2 separate regions of the Homo sapiens genome follow, and region 1 is linked to region 2. A link is a loop called in an ENCODE intact Hi-C map of the cell type or tissue named here. Cell type or tissue: CD14-positive monocyte. All regions are shown on one strand. Region 1 overlaps CKAP5 (cytoskeleton associated protein 5). Region 2 overlaps FNBP4 (formin binding protein 4).

The links. Peaks named below come from ENCODE experiments on the same cell type or tissue, not always from the same donor. Only the 100,000 strongest peaks of a DNase experiment are listed, where the experiment ranks them.
Region 1: it touches region 2 in a loop (4-fold over the local background); 2 of 110 quality-filtered maps call a loop at or near these places.

The regions. Positions count from the first base shown.
Region 1 is chr11:46,772,701-46,777,700 of GRCh38, reverse strand. CKAP5 (cytoskeleton associated protein 5) reads left to right here. Exons shown (of 44, transcript NM_001008938.4): 23 at 149-262; 24 at 1,318-1,446. Among named protein-coding and RNA genes, the nearest start is that of SNORD67, 13 kb to the right of the region's middle. In CD14-positive monocyte, no CTCF peak of the experiment used is centred here; no DNase peak of the experiment used is centred here.
Region 2 is chr11:47,743,038-47,748,037 of GRCh38, reverse strand. FNBP4 (formin binding protein 4) reads left to right here. Exons shown (of 17, transcript NM_015308.5): 7 at 1,644-1,982; 8 at 3,875-4,085. Among named protein-coding and RNA genes, the nearest start is that of FNBP4, 22 kb to the left of the region's middle. In CD14-positive monocyte, no CTCF peak of the experiment used is centred here; no DNase peak of the experiment used is centred here; H3K27ac peaks cover 596 bases.

The sequences.
Region 1 (5,000 bases), 970 kb after region 2:
AAGTCGAATAGCATGACAAGCCAGTGTCTCTGTCTCTTGAGTAGGCCAAAAATCTCCTGCTGTATTGACAGTATAGCAGCAAATTTACGGAAGTTTGCACACAACTTGCTTATCGTTTCAACATAAAGTATTGGCTCTTTCCACTCAGGTACAGCAAACGCTGAATATCCTGCAACAACTGGCAGTAGCCATGGGCCCAAATATTAAGCAACATGTAAAAAATTTAGGCATCCCTATCATCACAGTCCTTGGAGACAGCAAGGTAAACCTAACTCTTTTCACCATGCCTCCATTCTGGAATAGGCCAGCCATATTTTTGGGTTAAAGATAATTCTCTTTTTAGAGTCATGTAAAGACCTGATAAACTTTATAAAGATGAAAATATTAGAAGAAAAACAGTAAACATTTTTATCTTCCAGGCAGTATTAAGGTGACCAGGTATCACTTATTAGTTTTGTGACTTTTAGATAAGCTATCTTTGTTGAGGGTCAGTTTCTTTATCTGTGAAATTTCTTTCTTACAGAATTAAATGAGTCTGTATGTAAGGTACATTTTATTGTGCCTGTCTCATATAGTATGCACACAATAAATGGTTGCTATTATGATTATAACGTAATTGTGTAACATTTTGCTATAGTGAATAAATATGTGAATTTGGAGTTCATTAAGTTATTTTCTACTTTTATTTTTCTGAACTATTAGAGTGGGATCTTCTAGTAGTTCAGCAAGATATTTGTAGTTTCATAGTTCTAGAAGTCACTGAAATATCATTGAAGGTTACAATGTTTAGCCGTAGACTAAATATTTGAATATCTCTATACTGTTGTATAATTTATTTAACTTGAGGAACTTTATTTAATATAATTTGTGCTTTTAATATTAATGTAAATTAATATAAAAATATAACTAATTTTCAGTCAATTTATTAGCAGTTTCAGTCTTAACCATTATGATGTCTTTAACATTTAGAATTTCATTCTTTAGCAGACAGACATGGACGTAAATGCCCCCAACTACTCAGGAAACAAAATATAAGAGTTATTCTTCTTACATGATATTTTATGCCCAGATCACTCACTGTTTTGCCTGATTAACTGAGTACACAAGTTTTACAATTTGGAGTTTTATATTTCTACTTTACTTTGGAGTTTTAGTACAATCATAGAACTAGTTTCTGTTTCAGAGAAGATGGTTTCATGTATGTTCATGTGGGCCTTAGATAACCCTCCATTGTTCATGTTCATAAAGCAACAGTGATCACCCCCTACCTCCAAACTGTAGTAGATATTATTTTTGCTGATTATCTTCTCCATTTAGAACAATGTTCGAGCTGCTGCCCTAGCGACTGTGAATGCTTGGGCAGAACAGACTGGCATGAAGGAATGGCTGGAAGGAGAAGATCTTTCTGAAGAGCTCAAAAAGGAAAATCCTTTCTTGAGGCAAGAGGTTAGTATCATAAATTAATCATGTGCATTACTCATGTCATTTACTTCCATAGGGGCTTGGGCCTGTCTGATAAATACGCATTTATGGTTAGAATGAGTTTCATTATAAAACAGTTAATAAAATGAAATCACATTCCTGGGGCCTTTGTATTCATGTGCTTCCATTTTTTCCTTTCACATGCTTCTTTATCAATAACGCTTTTTAGAGGACTAGGCTTTTTGTGGAATTTTTCCCTTTTCTTAAACATTTAAATGGTAAAATCAGAGGTTTTGTGTTTTTTTTATTATTATTTAAGCTCTGGGATACATGTGCAGAACATGCAGGTTCGTTACATGGGTATACATGTGCCATGGTGGTTTGCTGCATCCATCAACCCGTCATCTTCATTAGGTATTTCTCCTAATGCTATCCCTCCCCTTGCCCCGCTAACCCCCGACAGGCCCCACTGTGTGATGTTCCCCTCCCTGTGCCCGTACGTTCTCATTGTTCAACTCCCACTTACAAGTGAGAAATTGCGGTGTTTGGTGTTCTGTTCCTATGTTAGTTTGCTGAGAATGACGGTTTCCAGCTTCATCAATGTCCCTGCAAAGGACACGAACTCATTCTTCTTCTGTGGTTGCATAGTATTCCATGGTGTATATGTGCCACATTTTCTTTATCCAGTCTAACATGATGGGCATTTGGGTTGGTTCCGAGTCTTTGCTATTGTGAATAGTGCTGCAATAAACATACGTATGCATGTGTCTTTATAGTAGAATGATTTATAATCTTTTGGGTATTACCCAGTAATGGGATTGCTGGGTCAAATGGTATTTCTAGTTCTGGGTCCTTGAGGAATTGCCACACTGTCTTCCACAATGATTGAACTAATTTACACTCCAGCCAACAGTGTAAAAGTGGTTCCTGTTTCTCCACATCCTCTCCAGCATCTGTTGTTTTAATGATCGCCATTCTAACTGGCGTGAGATGGTATCTCATTGTGTTTTGATTTGCATTTCTCTAATGACCAGTGATGATCTTTTTCATATGTTTGTTGGCCACATAAATGTCTTCTTTTGAAAAGTTTCTGTTCATATCCTTCACCCACTTTTTGATGGGGTTGTTTGTTTTTTTCTTATAAATTTGTTTAAGTTCCTTGTAGCTTCTGGATATTAGCCCTTTGTCAGATGGATAGATTGCAAAAATTTTCTCCCATTCTGTAGGTTGCCTGTTCACTCTGATGATAGTTTCTTTTGCCGTGCAGAAGCTCTTTAATTTAATTAGATCCCATTTGTCAATTTTGGCTTTTGTTGTGATTGCTTTTGGTGTTTTAGTCACGAAGTCTTTGTCCATGCCTATGTCCTGAATGGTATTCTAGGTTTTCTTCTAGGGTTTTTATGGTTTAAGGTCTTAGGTTTAAATCTTTAATTCATCTTGAGTTAATTTTTATATAAGGTGTAAGGAAGGGGTCCAGTTCAGTTTTCTGCATATGGCTAACCAGTTTTCCCAATACCATTTATTAAATAGTGAATCCTTTCCCCATTTCTTGTTTTTTGTCAGATTTGTCAAAGATCAGATGGTTGTAGATGTGTGGTGTTATTTCTGAGGCCTCTGTTCTGTTCCATTGGTCTATATATCTGTTTTGGTACCAGTACCATGCTGTTTTGGTTACTGTAGCCTTGTAGTATAATTTGAAATCAGGTAGCGTGATGCCTCCAGCTTTGTTCTTTTTACTTAGGATTGTCTTGGCTATACAGGCTCTTTTTTGGTTCCATATGAAATTTAAAGTAGTTTTTTCTAATTCTGTGAAGAGAGTCATTGGTAGCTTGATGGGAATAGCACTGAATCTATAAATTACTTCAGGCAGTATGGCCATTTTCATGATATTGATTCTTCCTATCCATGAGCATGGAATGTTCTTCCATTTGTTTGTGTTTGTTGAGCAGTGGTTTGTAGTTCTCCTTGAAGAGGTATTCCTAGGTATTTTATTTTCTTTGTAGCAATTGTGAATGGGAGTTTGCTCATGATTTGGCTCTCTGTTTGTCCATTATTGGTGTATAGGAATGCTTGTGATTTTCGCACATTGATTTTGTATCCTGAGACTTTGCTGAAGTTGCTTATCAGTTTAAGGAGTTCTTGGGCTGAGAGGATGGGGTTTTGTAAATATGCAATCATGTTCATCTGTAAACAGAGATAATTTGACTTCCTCTCTTCCTATTTCAATACCCTTATTTCTTTCTCTTGCCTGATTGCCCTGGCTAGAACTTCCAATAATATATTGAAAAGGAGTGGTAAGAGAGGGCATCCTTGTCTTATGCCGGTTTTCAAAGGGAATCCTTCCAGCTTTTGCCCATTCAGTATGATATTGGCTGTGGGTTTGTCATAAATAGCTCTAATTAAAATCAGAGGTTTTAATCAGAACATAAAAATAGAGGCTGGGTGCAGTGACTCATGCCTGTAATCCCAGCACTTTGGGAGGCCGAGCAAGCAGATCACTTGAGATCAGGGGTTGGAGACCAGCCTGCCCAACATGGTGAAACCCTGTCTCTACTAAAAATACAAAAAATTAGCTGGGTGTGGTGGTGCGGGCCTATAGTCCTAGCTACTCGGGAGGCTGAGGCAGGAGAATCGCTTGAATCCAGGAGGCAGAGGTTGCAGTGAGCTGAGATCACACCACTGTACTCCAGCCTGGGTAACAGAGCAAGATTCCATCTCAAAAAAAAAAAAGTCCAGTTGCAGTGGCTCACGCCTGTAATCCCAGCACTTTGGGAGGCCACGGTGGGTGGATCACCTGAGGTCAGGAGTTCAAGACCAGCCTAGCCAACATGGTGAAACCCCATCTCTACCAAAAATAGAAAAATTAGCTGGGCATGGTGGTGGGCACCTCTAATCCCAGCTACTCAGGAGGCTGAGACAGGAGAATCACTTGAACCGGGAGGCGGAGGTTGCAGTGAGCCAAGATCGCGTCATTGCACTCTAGCCTGGGCAACAAAAGCGAAACTTCGTCTCAAAAAAAAAAAAAATAGAACATTCAAAAATCCATCAGAGTAATCATAACAACAGAATAACAAAATTTGTGATTATATCAACTGATGCAAAAAAGGCATTTGACATATCCAACATGCATTCATGATTAAAAACTCTTAGCAAGTCAGTAATGAAAGAGAATTACCTCAACTTGATATAAGCATCTGCATAACAACCTCTACAGATAACATGAAACTTAATGGTGAGGGCCAGGCGCGGTGGCTCACGCCTGTAATCCCAGCACTTTGGAAGGCCAAGGCGGGGGCAGATCACGAGGTCAAGAGATCGAGACCATCCTGGCAAACATGGTGAAACCCCGTCTCTACCAAAAATACAAAAATTAGCTGGGTGTGGTGGCATGCGCCTGTAGTCCCAGCTACTCGAGAGGCTGTGGCAGGAGAATCACTTGAACCCGGGAGGCAGAGGTTGCAGTGAGCCAAGATCGTGCCACTGCACTCCAGCCTGAGTGACAGAGCAAGACTCCGTCTCAAAAACAAAAAAACAAAAAAAAAAAAGAGGAATCACTTTACAATTAGCTTACTATATTG
Region 2 (5,000 bases):
AACTCCTGACCATGTGATCCTCCCACCTTGGCCTCCCAAAGTGCTGGGATTACGGGCATGAGCCACCACGCCCAGCTATTTTATTTTTTTGAGACAGTCTCTCACACTGTCATCCGAGCTGGAGTACAGTGGCATGATCTCAGTTCACTGCAACCTCTGCCTCCCAGGTTCAAGCGATTCTTCTGCCTCAGCCTCCCGAATAGCTGGGATTACAGGCGCACGCCGCCATGCCGGGCTAATTTCTGTATTTTTAGCAGAGATGGGGTTTCACTATGTTGGCCAGGCTGGTCTCAAACTCCTGACCTTGTGATCCGCCTGCCTTGGCCTCCCAAAGTGCTGGAATTACAGGCATGAGCCACTGCGCCCGGCCTAGGAATAGTTCACTTTAGTCTAAATCACCTTCATGGCATACTTACTAAATTTTCTTATCAGGCCCAGCATGGTGGCTCACGCCTGTAATCCCAGCACTTTCGGAGGCTGAGGTGGGCAGATCACCTGAGGTCAGGAGTTCAAGATCAACTTGGCCAACCTGGTAAAACCCTGTCTCTACTAAAAATACAAAAATTGGGCCTGTTGCCAAGGTGGGCGGATCACCTGAGGTCAGGAGTTCGAGACCAGCCTGGCCAACGTGGTGAAACCCTGTGTCTACTAAAAGTACAAAAAAAATTAGCCAGGCTTGGTGGCTCTCGCCTATAATCCCAGCTGCTCAGGAGGCTGAGGCAGGGAAATTGCTTGAACCCGGGAGGCAGACGTTGCAGTGAGCCGACATCACACTTTGCACTCCAGCCTGGGCAAGAAGAGCGAGAGTTCGTCTCAAAAACAGAAACAAAAATGAGCTGGGTGTAGTGGTGCATCCCTGTAATCCCAGCTACTTGGGAGGCTAAGGCTGTGAGGCTGGGAATCGCTGGAACCTGGGAGGCAGAGGTTGCAGTGACTTGAGATCACGCAATTGCACTCCTGGGCAACAGAGTGAGACTCTCTCAAAAAAAAAAATTTCTCATCATACAGAAGAAGGTAAAGATTTATCCAGTCATGTTATGAGCTGACAAAATACTGATCTTAAATCTATCTCTGTTTACTACTAGTCTGCCTTTTGACATCCTGAGAATAGCAGGGAGGATATATTTGAATCCTACCTAGAACTAGGCTCTCATTCAGTCAGTGTCTGTCTAAAGTAATAATGTAATGGTATAAATATATACTCACCTGTTGGGAGTAAGTGGTTTTGGCCGGGCACGGTGGCTCACACCTGTAATCCCAGCACTTTGGGAGGCTGAGGTGGGCAAATCACAAGGTCAGTAGTTTGAGACCAGCCTGGCCAACGTGGTGAAAGGCCTCTACTAAAAATACAAAAAATTAGCTGGGCATGGTGGCGGGCGCCTGTAATCCCAGCTACTTGGGAGGCTGAGACAGGAGAATAGCTTGAACCTGGGAGGCAGAGGTTGCAGTGAGCCAAGATTGTGCCACTGCACTCCAGCCTGGGTGACAGTGCGAGACTCCATCTCAAAAAAAAAAAAAGTCGTTTTTACCTTGAGTATTCAGCTACTGAAAACAGTTAATATGAATGTGTGTGCAATTGAATGTATGTGCAGGTGAGATTTGTTTCAGAATTAAATGAGACTAAATTATTTTGTTCTTTATAGGAAGTAAATGAAGGAATTCAGGCTCTCTCAAATAGTGAGGAGGAGAAGAAAGGGGTGGCAGCATCGCTGCTTGCTCCTTTATTGCCTGAGGGAATAAAAGAAGAAGAAGAGAGATGGAGAAGAAAAGTAATTTGTAAAGAGGAGCCAGTTTCAGAAGTAAAAGAAACAAGTACAACAGTAGAAGAAGCAACAACAATAGTAAAGCCACAGGAAATTATGTTGGACAATATAGAAGACCCTTCTCAGGAGGATCTTTGCAGTGTTGTCCAATCTGGAGAAAGTGAGGAGGAAGAGGAACAAGATACCCTTGAACTGGAGCTAGTTTTGGAAAGGAAAAAAGTAAGCTTTTGAAAGTTACTTGTAGAATGTTTTTTCCTCAGTACTACTCTACAGGGATCATTGTGCTTGACTTACAACCATTATTGGGATTTTGTTTTTCTTATCCCATCATCTAGGTATGTTGAAGCTTATGCAGCAAAAACTTTAAACTACAGAGGTGTAGGTTTTTTGGTCCTTGATGATACTTTTGGTAGTTATCGGGGGAACTCACCCCCAATATTTCAACCTAGGTTCTTTCTATTTTCCATAAGTGTCGGCCAGCTGAGAAATAGAAAGAGTATAATGAGAGGAATTTTACAGCTGGGCCGCCGGGGGTGACATCACATATCGGTAGGACTATGATGCCCACCCGAGCCTCAAACCAGCAAGTTTTTTATTAAGGGTTTCAAAAGGGGAGGAGGTGTAAGAACAGGGAGTAGATCATGTGCTTCAAAGGGCAAAAAGGTACTGATAAGGGTCTATGTTCAGCGGTGCACATGTTGTCTTGATAAACATCTTAAACAACAGAAAACAGGGTTCAAGAGCAGAGAATCAGTCTGACCACAGACTTACCAGGGCCGGGTTTTTCCCCACCCTAATAAGCCTGAGGGTACTTCAGGAGACCAGGGCGTATCTCAGTCCTTATCTCAACCGCATAGGACAGACATTCCCAGAGCGGCAGTTTATAGACCTACCCCCAGGAATGCATTCCTTCCCCAGGATATTAATATTAATATTCCTTGCTAGGAAAAGAATTTAGCGATATCTTCCCTACTTGCATGTCCATTTATGGGCTCTATGCAAGAAGAAAAATATGGCTCTTTTTGCCTGACCCTGCAGGCAGTGAGACCTTATGGTTTTCTTCCCTTGTTCCCTAAAAATCACTGTTACTCTGTTCTTTTTCAAGGTGCACTGATTTCATACTGTTCAAACACGTTTTACAATCAATTTGTACAGTTAACACAATTATCACAGTGGTCCTGAGGTGATGTACATCCTCAGCTTACTAAGATAACAGGATTAAGAGATTAAAGTAAGAAAGGCATAAGAAATTGTAAAAGTGTTATTTGGGAATTGATAAATGTCCATATTAAAATGAAATCTTCACAATTTATGTTCCTCTGCCATGGCTTCAGCTGGTCCTTCCATTCAGGATCCCTGACTTCCCACAACAGGTAGTTGATAATCAATAAAGAGACTTGACATTACTCAGACTTATACAAATGGGTACCAGAAAAAAACCAGAAAGAATGAATAAGACCTACTATTTGATAGCACAGTAGGGTGACTAGTCAATAATAACTGTATATTATAAAATAACTTTAAAGAATGAAGTTGGATTATTTGTAACTCAAAGGATAAATGCTTGAGGGGATGGTTATCCCATTCTCCATGATGTGCTTATTTCACATTGCATACCTGTGTCAAAACATCTCATGTATCCCATAAATATATACACTTACTATGTACCCACAAAAAAATGGGCAAAATTAAAAAATAAAAATAGAGTGAGTAGGCCGAGTGCAGTGGCTCATGCCTGTAATCCCAGGACTTTGGGAGGCTGAGCAGGAGATCACTTGAGCCCAGAAGTTGAGACCAATGTGAGCAACATACCCAGATATCATCTCTTACTAGAAAAAAAAAGTATGATGACATGTGCCTGTAGTTCCAGCTACTTGGAAGGGTGAGGTGGGAGGATTGCTTGAGCTCAGAAGGTTGTAGCTACAGCGAGCCATGATCATGCCACTGCACTCCAACCTGGGCAACAGAGGGAGAGCCTGTCTCCAAAAAAAAAAAAGTGCTTTCTGTTCTCAAAGAATTTAAATTTCAACAACATAGTCTTGTTTATTATTCTGATTATACATATTAATAAGCAGTTAATGACACTAACTTAATTGTCATGTTCTTTGTAGGCAGAGTTGCGAGCCTTGGAGGAAGGAGATGGTAGTGTGTCAGGGTCTAGTCCACGTTCTGATATCAGCCAGCCAGCATCTCAAGATGGAATGCGTAGGCTTATGTCTAAAAGAGGAAAATGGAAGATGTTTGTTCGAGCTACCAGTCCAGAATCTACCAGTAGGAGTTCTAGTAAAACTGGACGAGATACTCCAGAAAATGGAGAAACTGGTAATTTGTGCTTCACATTAAACTTCAGAGTTGAAAGATATAGAGGGGAAGGAAACTCTTGTCTTTTTTTGTTTCCTCTTCAACAAAACAGGAGATTGTACTTTTACTCTTTGGGAGAAGTGCTGGGAAGGAAGCTTCCATCCACCTCTCTACCTTTTCCAGATCTTTTTCTAGTAGAGGAGTAAGAGCCTGAGAGGCTGACACCCACTGGATGGTGGTGTATTCAGAGTCCAGTCCCATTTCTTCTCTCTGTCTACGTTGCCCAGCCTCTGTGTGGGTGGGTAGAGAGTTTGATTGTGTCATGAGGACCCAAGTTGTCTTCATTCAGGTAATAAGGACCTTATCATTCATTCATGGTAAGGTCGAAGAGCTCCTGCTGCATTTTTTAATCTATTTTCAGAGATCCCTGGATGAAGCTAATATTTTAATCTCCATTTGGCCCTAATTATTTTTTTTTCTTTTCCTTTTTGAGACGGAGGTCTCACTCTGTCACCCAGGCTGGAGTACAAAGGCATGATCTTGGCTCACTGCAACCTCCGCCTCCCAGATTCAAGCAATTCTCTTACCTCAGCCTCCCGAGTAGCTGGGATTATAGGTGCCTGCCACCGCGCCTGGCTATTTTTTGTATTTTTAGTAGAGACGGAGTTTCGCCATGTTGGCCAGGCTGATCTCGAACTCCTGATCTCAGTTGATCCGCCCGCCTCCCAAAGTGCTGGGATTACAGGCGTGAGCCACCGCTTTCAGCTGTGGCCCTAATTCTGTAGTGGAAAGTCAGCAGTAAGATAAGGACGCCAAACCTTAGTTGAGTACACCTAGAAGAAAATACTTTTATGGATCGTGGTTCAAAAACAGCCCAGTGCTGCTTCACAGGAAACTGAGGCAGAAGGATCCCTGGACCCTAGGAGTTCCAGGCTA